Linked DNA regions of Homo sapiens: region 2 is linked to region 1. The links are chromatin contacts, found by Hi-C or POLR2A ChIA-PET in ENCODE. All regions are on one chromosome and are shown on one strand. The core of a region is the stretch at or near the end of the contact, and the rest is flanking DNA. Distances in the headings are between cores, read along the strand shown. Region 1 has its middle 21 kb from the start of TEF. Region 2 holds the start of SNU13 (small nuclear ribonucleoprotein 13).

Region 1 (6,318 bases), core at 1,144-3,643:
CAGCTGCCCCAGGCCCTGTGGGCCCCTCCTGGCATGGATATGAAACCTCCTGGGCCGGGTGCAATGGCTCACGCCTGTACTCCCAGCACTTTGTGAGGCCGAGGCGGGCGGATCACGAGGTCAGGAGATCGACACCATCCTGGCTAACATGGTGAAATCCCGTCTCTACCAAAAATACAAAAAAAAAAAAAAAAAAATTAGCCAGGTGTGGTGGTGGGTGCCTGTAGTCCCAGCTACTCGGGAGGCTGAGGCAGGAGAATGGCATGAACCCGGAAGGCAGAGCTTGCAGTGAGCCGAGATAGCACCACTGCACTCCAGCCTGGGCGACAGAGCAAGACTCCATCTCAAAAAAAAAAAAGAAAGAAAGAAACCTCCTGGTGCCCTGGGATCCGCGGACTCCTCGGTCAAGGTGAGAGAGTCCCTGGTGAGGACACACACAGACCCATTTGTGTACACATATGCTAACCCTGCCAGACGCAGTTGGACGCACACACATATACCCAGGAACAGTCACAGACACACATAGACACAATTGTACACACACTGAGACACAGGCACTCGGGCAACTCAGGCTCTGGGCCTCAGGGCAGGGGAGGCCCCAGAGATCTTGCCCCACTTGAAAAGGCAGTGCTGAGGCCCCAGGGGCCCCTGGTTTCCTGTCCACCCACCTTTTCCCCAACCCACACACACGGTACCTGCACACACCACCCCCACTCGAGGAGGCCCCTGAAAAAGCTCCCTCCTTGGCCTCATCCTGATATGGCAGGCCTGCTCCGTGCACCCCATGGGGTTCCAGTTCTTGCCCACATTTATTCTTTTTTTTTTTTTTTTGAGACGGCGTCTCGCTCTGTCGCCCAGTCTGGAGTGTAGTGGTGCAATCTCGGCTCACTGCAAGCTCTGCCTCCCAGGTTCACGCCATTCTCCTGCCTCAGCCTCCCGAGTAGCTGGGACTACAGGTGCCCGCCACCACGCCCAGCTAATTTTTTGTATTTTTTAGTAGAGATGGGGTTTCACCGTGTTAGCCAGGATGGTCTCGATCTCCTGACCTCATGATCCGCCCGCCTCAGCCTCCCAAAGTGCTGGGATTACAGGTATGAGCCACTGCACCCGGCCCATTTATTCTTTATTTATTTTAAAAAAAAATTTAACATTTATTTATTTATTTAGACAGTCTCGCTCTCGCCCAGGCTGGAGTGCAGTGGCACAATCTCGGATCACTGCAAGCTCTGCCTCCTGGGTTCACACCATTCTCCTGCCTCAGCATCCCGAGTAGTTGGGACTACAAGTGCTAATTTTTTGTTTTGTATTTTTAGTAGAAACGGGGTTTCACCGTGTTAGCCAGGATGGTCTCGATCTCCTGACCTTGTGATCTGCCCGCCTCAGCCTCCCAAAGTGCTGGGATTACAGGCACGAGCCACCGTGCCCGGCCCACTTTTTTTTATTTTTGAGCCAGAGTCTCTCTCTGTTGCCCAGGCTGGAGTGCAGTGGTGCAATCTCAGCTCACTGCAGCCTCTGACTCCCAGGTTCAGGTGATTCTGCTGCCTCAGCCTCCCGAGTAGCTGGGACTACAGGTGCCTGCCACCACACCTGGCTAATTTTTTTGTTATTGTTTTTGTTTTTGAGATGGAGTCTCACTCTTTGTCGCCCAGGCTGGAGTGCAGTGGTGCGATCTTGGCTCACTGAAACCTCTGCCTCACAGGTTTAAGCAATTCTCTGCTTCCCGAGTAGATGGAATTACAGGTGCGCACCACCACGCCCGGCTAATTTTTGCATTTTTAGTAGAGATGGGGTTTCACCATCTTGGCCAGGCTGGTCTTGAACTCCTAACCTCGTGATCCACCTGCCTCAGCCTCCCAAAGTGCTGGGATTACAGGCATGAGCCACCAGGCCTGGCCCCAATTTTTTTGTATTTTTAGTAGAGATGGGGTTTCACCATATTGGCCAGGATGGTCTTGAATTCCTGAGCTCAAGTGATCCGCTCATCTTGGCCTCTGAAAGTGCCACTGTGCCCAGTCTATTCTCTCTTTTTGACAGATGGGGAAACTGAGGCTCAGAGCCAGGCTTGTCAAAGGCATATGGAGGACTGGGGGTGGTGGGATACAAATTCAGGCAGCAGATAGACTCCAAGTCCGACGCCTCTGCAGAACCCCTCATCCCAGATGCCTGGCTGAGCTACCATCCCCACCCAACTCCCTCCACGTCCCCTCCCTCCCCAGAAAGAGCCTAGAAGCACAGGCCTTGGGCGGCAGCCAGCCCTCCCTTCCTCCCAGGCTTCTGTGCAAGCCCTTGGACCACGTATGCCAGTAGCCATTGGAGGGCAGGAGGGGCGGCGGCTGAGTCAGCTGGTGCCCACAGCACTGCCTGGCACGGAGGGCCCTGGAGGCTTTGCTGAGAGGACAGATCTGGAGGCTGGACCCGAGGTCACCGCCCAGGACGTGTCTACAGCTCCACCTGGTGGTGATACAACACCGCTGTCACACCCAGCTCTGGTGTTATCCTCCCCACAGCCAGGTCAGCAGATATTTGGGGAGCAGCTACTGCTGCTGCGCATGGGCAGGCCAGGCACTGAGAACAGAGCGAGGCTGAGGAGATGTGGGGGCACGCACTCCAGGCAGAAGGAACAGCAAGTGCAATGGCTCTGAAACAGGAAGGAGTTGGGAAGACCCAGGAGGAGCAAATGGGTTAAAGAACTAGACTTGGGTGCCAAGGATGGAGAGGAAGAAAGGCAAGGCTCGGTGGTTCACATCTGTAATCTCAGCACTTTGGGAGGCCAAGGTGAAAGGATCACTTGAGGCCAAGAGTTTGAGGCCAGCCTGGGCAATACAGTTAAGACCCTGTCTCTACAGGAAATTTTTTTTTTTTTTGAGACAGAGTTTCGCTCGTCACCCAGGCTGGAGTGCAATGGCATGATCTTGGCTCACTGCAACTTCCGCCTCCTGGGATCAAGCAATTCTTCAGCCTCAGCCTCCTGTGTAGCTGGGATTACAGGTGCCCGCCACCATGCCCAGCTAATTTTTGTATTTTTGTAGAGACAGGGTTTCACCATGTTGGCAAGGCTGGTCTCGAACTCCTTAACTCAGATGATCTGCCTGCCTTGGCCTCCCAAAGTGCTGGGATTACAGGCATGAGCCACTGCATCCAGCCCCATTTTGTGCTGGTATGAATAGAGATTTATTTCTGACAGCTCGGGAAGCCGGGAAGCCCAAGATCGAGGGCTGCATCTGGTGAGGGCCCTCTTGCTGTGTCATAACGTGGCAGAAGGCATCCCATGGTGAGAGGGAGCAAGAGCTCCAACGTGCAGCTTCAAGCTCTTTGTTTTTAAGATGGAGTTTCGCTCTTCTTGGCCAGGCTGAAGTGCAATGGCCCGATCTCGGCTCACCACAACCTCTGCCTCTCGGGTTTAAGCAATTCTCCTGCCTCAGCCTCCCAAGCAGCTGGGATTACAGGCGTGCGCCACCACGCTCAGCTAATTTTTGTCTTTTTAGTAGAGACGGGCTTTCTCCATGTTGGTCAGGCTGGTCTTGAACTCCCAACCTCAGGTGATCTGCCCGCCTTAGCCTCCCAAAGTGCTGGGATGACAGGCATGAGCCACCGCACCCAGCCACCTCAAGCTCTTTTATATCCATTCGTGAGGGTGGAGGCCTTACGATGTAAACACCTTCCATTAAGACCCACCTCCCAACACTATTGCATTAGGGATTAAGTTTCCAACCCATATATTCTGGGGAGACATTCAAACCATAGCACCGTCCTGCGTGCTGTACGCTGGGAAGACATAAGAACAGTGAGGAATGGTGCACCGGGCCTTGTGCCTTAAGAGGGAGGGCCAGCTGGAGGCAACACACTGAGGCCCTTGTCCTGTCCCCTCTACCTCTGATCCTTGACCTTTGCCCCGTCCCCTCTACCTCCCTGTAGTCTGGACTTCCTGGAGTCAGCCTGAAATCCAGACCTGAGTGGACGCCCACTACTCTGTTTGGAGAAACCTATGGGACAGCTAGGCAGTGGCTTGCTGTGTGCCTAGCTCCTGATGACAGAGCTGCAGCTTAAAATAAAAGCCTCCTGCTCAGCACTTACTTAATCCTGAGGGGACCGGGCATCAGGACGCATGGTTGCGAGGATTTGCTTAAGTGAGAGGCTGATGAAAGCTCCCTGAGGGCTGGCTGGGGGGTTGGGGCACCCATCTTAAAACCTGTTTCTGATTTCCTTTGCTGCTCACCCCTATCTCTGGCTGGCAGCTTTCCCGGATTAGCTGCTGACGTCAGGAGCTGCCAGCTGGGCCAGCCTGGCACAGCCACGGGGCAGTGTGTGAAGGGCTGTCTGGTAATAGGGTGCAGTAAAGGAAGGGGGCATGTGTCCAGCTTCGGAATTTGTCCTTGAAGGAGCTGGGGTGGAGGGGAAGGAGAAGGGTCGAGATGTGCTGTCAGGCACGCACATGTGACCTGTGTAGCGCATCCTTGTTGGACAGAGAGAGAAACAGCTCAGGGAAATGGATAAGTTGTCCAAGACCACACAGCTGGTCTGACCCTGGCTGCATCCCACACCAGCTGGTAGACAACCCGCGATGGGCAGCAGCTGCTGGGACTGGAGGTGATGGTCTCCATGTAGGTCCGTACCTTCCTCTCTGTCACCATAATGGCAGCTGCTGAGTGGTGTTTGCCCTGCTCCAGGTGTCTTCGTGGGACAACTGTCTTATGAAGCTGGTGTTCGTTTTTGCTTTTGTTTTTTTTTTTTTGAGATGGAGTTTCGCCTTGTTGCCCAAGCTGGAGTGCAATGGCACTATCTCGGCTCACCGCAACCTCTGCCTCCTGGGTTCAAGTGATTCTCCTGCCTCAGCCTCCTGAGTAGCTGGGATTACAGGCATGTGCCACCATGCCTGGCTAATTTTGTATTTTTAGTAGACAGGGTTTCTCCATGTTGGTCAGGCTGGTCTCGAACTCCTGACTTCATGATCCACCTGCCTCGGCCTCCCAAAGTGCTGGGATTACAGGCGTAAGCCACCGCCCGGCCGCTGGTGTTCCATTCTACAGGTGAGAAACTGGAAGCCCAGAGAAGGGAAGTGACTTGCCCACGATCATACCCCAAATTGGTGATGGAGGCAGGGTTTGATCCTAGGACCGTCGGAGTCCAAAGCCAGTGCTCTGCCATACATACAGAGATTTCACAGCTTTGACATGTTTCAAGCCCATGCCCCTGTGCTTGCCGTGGCTGCACAGATCTCCGCTTTGAGAGAGCGCATTTGCATGCAGAGTAGAAAATACAGAGGGGGCCAGGCGCGGTGGCTCACACCTGTAATCCCAGCACTTTGGGAGGCCAAGGTGGGTGGATCACTTGAGGTCAGGAGTTCAAGACCAGCCTGGCCAGGCTGGGCACGCTGGCTCACGCCTGTAATCCCAGCACTTTGGGAGGCCGAGGTGGGACGATCACAAGGTCAGGAGATTGAGATCATCCTGGATGATACGGTGAAACCCCGTCTCTACTAAAAAATCAAAAAAAAAAAAAGTTAACTGGGCTTGGTGGCAGGCACCTGTAGTCCCAGCTACTTGGGGGAGGCTGAGGCAGGAGAATGGCGTGAACCCGGGAGGTGGAGCTTGCAGTGAGCCGAGATCACACCACTGCACTCCAGCCTGGGTGACTGAGCGATAGTCTCAAAAATAAATAAATAAAAATAAAAATATATATATAAAAGAAATATTTGCAGGCTGGGCGTGGTAGCTCATGCCAGTAATCCCAACACTTTGGGAGGCCGGAGGTAGGCGGATTGCCTGAGTTCGGGAGGCCGAGGCGGGCAGATTGCCTGAGCTCAGGAGTTCGAGACCAGCCTGGCCAACATGGTGAAACCCTGTCTCTACTAAAAATACAAAAAATTGGCCGGGTGTAGCAGCATGCGCCTCTAGTCCCAGCTACTTGGGAGGCTGAGGTGGAGAATCGCTTGAACCCGGGAGGCGGAGGTGCAGTAAGCCGAGATCCCACCACTGCACTCAAGCCTGGTGACAGAGCAAGACTCTGTCCCCCCCCCCAAAAAAAATTATAAATGTTTTATAGCCAAAGAACAGGAGAAAAGGAAAACCCTCAAGAGTCCCACCAAGAGGATCCAACTCTTTAGTCCTCTCGGTTTTTTTTGTTTTGTTTTGTTTTGTTTTGTTTTTGAGACAAGTGTCGCTCTATCGCCCAGGCTGGAGTGCAGTGGCGCAACCTTGGCTCATTGCAACCTCCACCTCCCAGGTTCAAGCAGCTCTCCAGCCTCTGCCTCCCAAGTGGCTGGGATTACAGGCCTGCACCACCATGCCCAGCTAATTTTTGTATTTTTAGTAGAGACAG
Region 2 (6,318 bases), core at 2,274-4,773, 280 kb before region 1:
AGGCGTGGTGGCTCACACCTGTAATCCCAACGCTTTGGGAGGCCAAGGTGGGTGGATCACTTGAGGTCAGGAGTTCGAGACCAGCCAGACCAACATGGTGAAACCCTGTGTCTACTAAAAATACAAAAATTAGCTGTGCGTGGTGGCACATGCCTGTAATCCCAGCTACTAGGGAGGCAGAGTCAAGAGAATCACTTGAACCTGGGAGGCAGAGGTTGCTGTGAGCCGAGATCGCACCACTGGACTTTAGCCTGGGCCACACAGCAAGACTCCATCTCAAAAAAAAAAAAAAAAGAAAAGAAAAAAAAGAAAAACAAGAAAGAAATCTGCAGAGTTGGCTAGGAGTGGTGGCTCATTCCTGTAATCCCAGCACTTTGGGAGGCCAAGGCAGGCGGATCACATAAGGACGGGAGTTCGAGACCAGCATGACTAACACGGAGAAACCTCGCCTCTACTAAAAATACAAAATTAACGGGTGTGGTAGTGCATGCCCATAATCCCAGCTACTCAGGAGGCTGAGGCAGGAGAATTGCTTGAACTTGGGAGGCAGAGGTTGAGGTAAGCCGAGATCACACCATTGCACTCCAGCCTGGGCAACAAGAGCAAAACTGCATCTCAAAAAAAAAAAAAGGAAAAGAAAAGGAAATCCGCAGAGTTGTGACTAAAACTTCTGGGCTGCTGGTAATCATTTGTTTCTTAATCTGCATGCTACAAACTGATGTATTCAATTATGAAAATTTACTGATCTACACACTTGTAATTGTGTGTGTGTATTATCCTTGGACCAATTTTTTTTTTTAAAAGAGAGAAAAAAGAGGCCAGGCACAGTGGCTCACACCTGTAATCCCAGCACTTTGGGAGGCCGAGGCAGGCAGATCACAAGGTCAGGAGCTCGAGACCAGCCTGGCCAACAAAGTGAAACCCCATCTCTACTAAAAGTACAAAAAAAAAAAAAAATTTGCCAGGCGTGGTGGCGGGCGCCTGTAATCCTAGCTACTCGGGAGGCTGAGGCAGGAGAATCGCTTGAACCAGGGAGGCGGAGGTTGCAGCAAACCAAGATCACACCACTGCACACCAGCCCAGGCAACAGTGTGAGACTCTGTCTCAGAAAAAAAAAGAGAGAGAGAGAGAGAGAGAGAGAGAGAAAGAAGAAGGCCATTCTGGTGACTGTATGGAGGATAGGCTGTGGTTGGATAAGAGAAGCAGCAAGAACCAGGCAGAAGGCTGTTGCTATGGTCCAGTTGAGACATGATGGTGTCTCTGCCCAGGAGGGTGTGGTGTGGTTAGAAGTGATCAGATTTGAGATACAATTTGCAAGTATAGCCCCTGGGACCTGCAGATGGATTGAATGTGTGGAGTGAGGGAAAGAGAGGAGCTCAGGGTGACTCCTGGGTTTGGGGCTTGGCCGATGCTCTCCCTGAGCAGCCTGAGTTTCCCTCTGATTCATTTCTGGTACACCAGGCATAAAACAAGGTCCTTGTAACAAGTGACAGAGACAATCATGGTGCTGAGGGAAGAAGGGTGAAGGTGTATGGGGCCCACTCACCTTGATGACATTCCTTGTGCTGAAGCGGGTCCTGGTGACCTGGTGCCAACAGTGCCGGACCTGCCAGACCAGAAAGAGGCAGAGGACAAGCAGGTTGCCACAGCACTGAGGGTCCCTGCAGCTGTGATTCTGGGAGAGCAGGCCCTGCACTGGCTCCCACTCAGGGCCATGGAATGGCCCCACCACAGCACAGGCACCCAGCAGTGACAACAACATGGCAAAGCTTAGATCAGGCAGATGGTGTTGGGAGCTAGAGGGCAGGCCTGGCACATCTGATGCAGCCAGCTGCAGTAGGATAGCCGCCACCTCATAGCACCCCTGTCACTGAGGCCACCTCACAAAGGGGGCTGATGCCCCAGCCTCAACTCTGACCCTGGTGCCAGGCCTGGTTAGCATGCTCTTGGTGCAGGTAAGGACAGTATTGGGGAATTGTTCAAAAGTAATTAGGAGGAAGAACTTGTTTTAAACAAACCCATCCTCTGGAATGAAAAGATTAAGTTCCCTGAATGTGTGATGGGGTGATATAACCTGCGGTCTGCTTGATTTCTTTCTTCCTATGAAATACTTGGATCTGCCTGTCCTTCTATTATCAAACATTTAATGAACACTGTATTGAATACATGTATTCTTGTTTAACCACTCAACATGCCTTTCTCGTTGCTTGCAGTATCCTGATTTCCTGTGGGGGAATTACTTTTCCCATCTTAGGATCAGTGTTGGTGGGAAAATAAATGTTACCCTGAAGACTCTTTTACCCAAAAGTTCTATTCAAAATATTAAATATCTGAGCAGGCAGGGACGTCAGCCAATTATAATGAGCCAGGCCTTAACTGTTTAGTGGCTGGAATTTTTTTTTTTTTTTTTGAGACCGAGTTTCCACTCTTGTTGCCCAGGCTGGAGTGCAATGGCGCGATCTCGGCTCACTGCAACTTCCACCTCCCAAGTTCAAGCGATTCTCCTGCCTCAACCTCCCGAGTAGCTGGGATTACAGGCATGCGCCACCACGCCCGGCTAATTTTGTATTTTTAGTAGAGACGGGGGTTTCTCCATATTGGTCAGGCTGGTATCGAACTCCCAACCTCAGGTGATCCGCCCGCCTCAGCTTCCCAAAGTGCTGGGATTACAGGCGTGAGCCACCGCACCCGGCCCTCTTTTTTTTCTTCTTTTTTTTGAGACGGAGTCTCACTCTGTTGCCCAGGCTGGAGTGCAGTGTGCAGTGGTGCGATCTCGGCTCACTGCAAGCTCCGCCTCCGGGGTTCACGGCATTCTCCTGCCTCGGCCTCCCGAGTAGCTGGGACTACAGGCGCCCGCCACCATGCCCGGCTAATTTTTTGTATTTTTAGTAGAGACGGTTCACTGTGTTAGCCAGGATGGTCTCGATCTCCTGACCTAGTGATCCGCCTGCCTCAGCCTCCCAAAGTGCTGCGATTACAGGCGGGAGCCACCGCACCCGGCCGGCCTTTTTTTTTTTTTTTTTGAGAGTCTCGCTCTGTCGCCTCAGCTGGAGTGCTAGAGTGCAGTGGCATGATCTCAACTTACTGTAGCCTCCACCTCCGGGGTTCAAGCGATTCTCCTGCTTCAGCCTCCTAAGTAGCTGGGGTTACAGGCGCCCGCCACCACGCCTGGCTAATTTTTGTATTTTTTAGTAGGGACGAGGTTTCGCCATGTTGGCCAGGCTGGTCTCGAACTCCTGTCCTCAGGTGATGCGCCCGCCTCGGCCTCCCAAAGTGCCGGGATTACAGCCATAAGCCGCTGCGGCCGGCCGGTGGGTTACTTTTTGAATGTTTAATTCATTGTTTCTGCCAATAATTTGTACTAGGCAGCTCATAAGAACGCCAAAGTACGTTCCTTCTTCGACACAGGGCCAGTTTCCGCGCCAGTGCCCCCGTAGAGGGCGGGGCCCACTCGCTCGCGTAGCGTCACCTTCGCTTCCTGCCGCGCGGGGCCATTTCCGCTGCTGCTTCTGTGAGTTTTTCCGGTGCACGCGAGTGCTTCTGAAACGTCAGCTGCGCTCCCCTAGGAGTGCTGAGCCCGCGGAACCGCAGCCATGGTGAGTGCGTGCGCCGGCCGAGGGACCGGGAAGCGGGAGACTCAGGGTTGCGTTCACTCCCTAGCCTGTTAGATGGAGGCTTAGAGCCTGCGCCGTCTCATCCGCCGGCGTTGGGTCTTAACCGCCGGGCCCTTAGTTAGAACCCCAGCAGCGGCGGGGTCCCAGCAGCCTGGCCCGAGGTTAGAACTCAGGAAACCTTAGGATCCCCGCAGCTGTGTTGCTTTGCCGCACGGTCTGTTTGCTTGGCAAAAGGCCTGCAGCGAGCGGAGGGGGCATGGCCCAGCCTGGGAGAAAGAGACCAACCCACGTGGGAGAGGGCAAAAAGTTGGGTGAAGAAAACTTGGCTCCAACTTTTTTTTTTCCTTGTTTCTTTTCATACGAAATCTACGATGGCGTGGGACCCTGGGATTCGGATCAACCTCTCCTACCCACCCTACCTCACCCCACCCCCGTTGCTGGGGTTCAGGAGGAGATCTCCCATGGGTCTGCGCTTAGTGCCCGCCGCGAGTCACACGCGCCAGGGACCTAGAGGAGCCTTTGGCATTTGGGGGCTGTGGGGAACATGAAGTGAGCGCGACTCACGGCCTGGAGTGCAGGAAAGGCTTCTCCTGCAAGGCGGTGGCTTCAAAAACCAGAAGTCTGGTAGCACCACGTGCGGCGTCTCTAAACTCTTGGTCGTCTCTGACTTTTAAACATCTAGGGAAAGTTCTAAAACGTGTGTCCTGGCGTAGTAGTTTTGGTTGGCACTTGGTGAGGAGGGAAGAATTTGTAAAGCACTGTAACTTCTATAGTTAATCCTTCCAGTGGAGCTTGGATCCCGGCGGTAGCACTCCCCACAAACCTCCTCCCATGCATTTTGAAGCTTAGTACGTGGCTGAGCCTAGAACTTGAAGCTTCCAAACTCAGTGCTCGCTTTAACGCAGCTCCCTGAAACGTTTTGGAATCGGATGGTCTCAGGTTGAACTTTGCAGTTTTCCTCAACTGTAAAATGGGGATGACAGTGCATGAGGGTGTTGTGAGGATCAAATGAAATAAAGCATGGTAAACATCTAGTCCTGATGCTTGGTACAGAGTAAGCACGCAGTATTTGTTGTTCAATCAAAACCTTGCAAGTTTTGGCTGTCTGGTGTACAGCGAAACCAAACTGATCATGCTAGGTAGGGATTTAGGTTGGCTGGTGGTATGATATCATTCGTTAATTTATTTAACCCCTGAAGAAATTGAAAGGCAAATAAATACACCCTAAGCAAGTTTCAATTAGTGTTTATAAGCTAGTTTGGTTTTAAAATTGAGTTTAACTTTTTTGTTGACTAATAGTGAAACATTTAGGTATTTAATGATTGTTCAGATTCCTGAAGTCTTCCTCTTTTATGAATTTGATGTTTATTGAGATTTGAGAATCCTGATTTCCAGAGAATGGGTTGTTGGAAACAATGGCAATTTTTAAAGTTTTTTTAAATTGACATATCATAGTTGTACATACTTTGGGGGTTCCATGTAATATTTCTAAGTATATCTATTTTAAAACATGCAACAGGGCCAGGCGCGGTGGCTCATGCTTGTAATCCCAGCACTTTGGGAGGCTGAGGCGGGTGGATCATGGGGTCCGGAGTTTGAGACCAGCCTGGCCAACATAGTGAAACCCTGTTTCTACTAAAAATTCAAAAAAATTAGCCAGGCGTGGTGGTGGGCACCTGTAATCCCAGCTACTTGGGAGGCTGAGGCAAGGAGAATCGCTTGAACCTGGGAGGCGGGGGTTGCAGTGAGCCAAGATCACACCACTGCACTCCAGCCCGTGTGACAGTTTGAGACTCCGTCTCAAAAAAATAAATAAATAAAACTTGTGATAAATTATTAACCAAAATTTCCAGCTGGGCACGGTGGCTCACGCCTGTAATCCCAGCACTTTGGGAGGCTGAGGCGGGTGGATCATGAGGTCAGGAGTTCAAGACCAGCCTGACCAACATGGTGAAACCCCATCTCTACTAAAAATACAAAAATTAGCCAGGCGTGGTGGTGCGTGCCTGTAATCCCAGCTACTTAGGAGGCTGAGGCAGGAGAATCACTATAACCGGGGAGGCGGTGTTTGCAGTGAGCCGAGATCATGCCACTGCACTACAGCCTGGGTGACAAAGCAAGACTGTGTCAAAGAAAAAAAAAATCCCTACTGTAGTATCAAATAAAACATTTGTATGGCCGGACGTGGTAGCTCACACCTGTAATCCCAGCACTTTGGGAGGCCGAGGCGGGTGGATCACCTTAGGTCAGGAGTTCAACCTGGCCAACATGGTGAAACCCCCATCTCTACTAAAAATACAAAAATTAGCTGGGCGTGGTGGTGCATGCCTGTAGTCCCAGTTACTCGGGAGGCTGAGGCAGGAGAATTCCTTGAATATGGAAGGCAGAGGTTTCGGTGAGCCGAGATTGCGCCACTGCACTCCAGCCTGGGCGACAGAGGGAGATGCCGTCTCTTAAAAAAAAAAAAAAAAGATAAAAGAATAAACTCCAAATCAGTAGAGGGGAAAATAGTGCAAATGCAATGATAAATCCAGAGAAAGGAAAGAAAGAAAAAGAAACAGAACAAGTGGAACAAATAGAAGGCACAAAAGAAGGAAAATTTGAAACCATTATACCAATACTTAAATATGTAAAGGGACTGAGTGCTCCAGTTAAAAGACGGGATGTGGCCAAGCACTGTGGCTCAAGCCTGCAATCCCAGAAA

Evidence for each region. Hi-C counts contacts between places; a loop is a spot of excess contacts on that map. ChIA-PET counts read pairs that join two places held with the same protein, here RNA polymerase II (POLR2A). Pooled maps may share reads with other maps.
Region 2: a pooled map shows a loop between it and region 1 (2.6-fold over the local background). The contact joins the promoter of SNU13 here to the enhancer-like site in region 1. A Hi-C loop is called at or near these places in 7 of 50 pooled maps. POLR2A ChIA-PET finds 5 or more read pairs at or near these places in 6 of 52 experiments (AG04449, CD8-positive, alpha-beta memory T cell, OCI-LY7 and 3 more).

Annotation. Positions count from the first base shown.
Region 1 is chr22:41,400,111-41,406,428 of GRCh38, reverse strand. No RefSeq gene overlaps it. Among named protein-coding and RNA genes, the nearest start is that of TEF, 21 kb to the right of the region's middle. RefSeq lists a cis regulatory region at 3,882-3,895 and an enhancer at 3,817-3,961. Within about 2 kb of position 2,393, at least 10 of the 41 ENCODE cell types and tissues checked have a DNase peak (open chromatin) inside an H3K27ac peak, as active enhancers do.
Region 2 is chr22:41,686,072-41,692,389 of GRCh38, reverse strand. SNU13 (small nuclear ribonucleoprotein 13) reads left to right here and starts at 3,523. Exons shown (of 3, transcript NM_001003796.2): 1 at 3,523-3,596. The coding sequence starts at 3,594. It also overlaps the pseudogene C22orf46P. RefSeq lists enhancers at 3,424-3,603, 4,154-4,323 and a silencer at 3,843-4,042.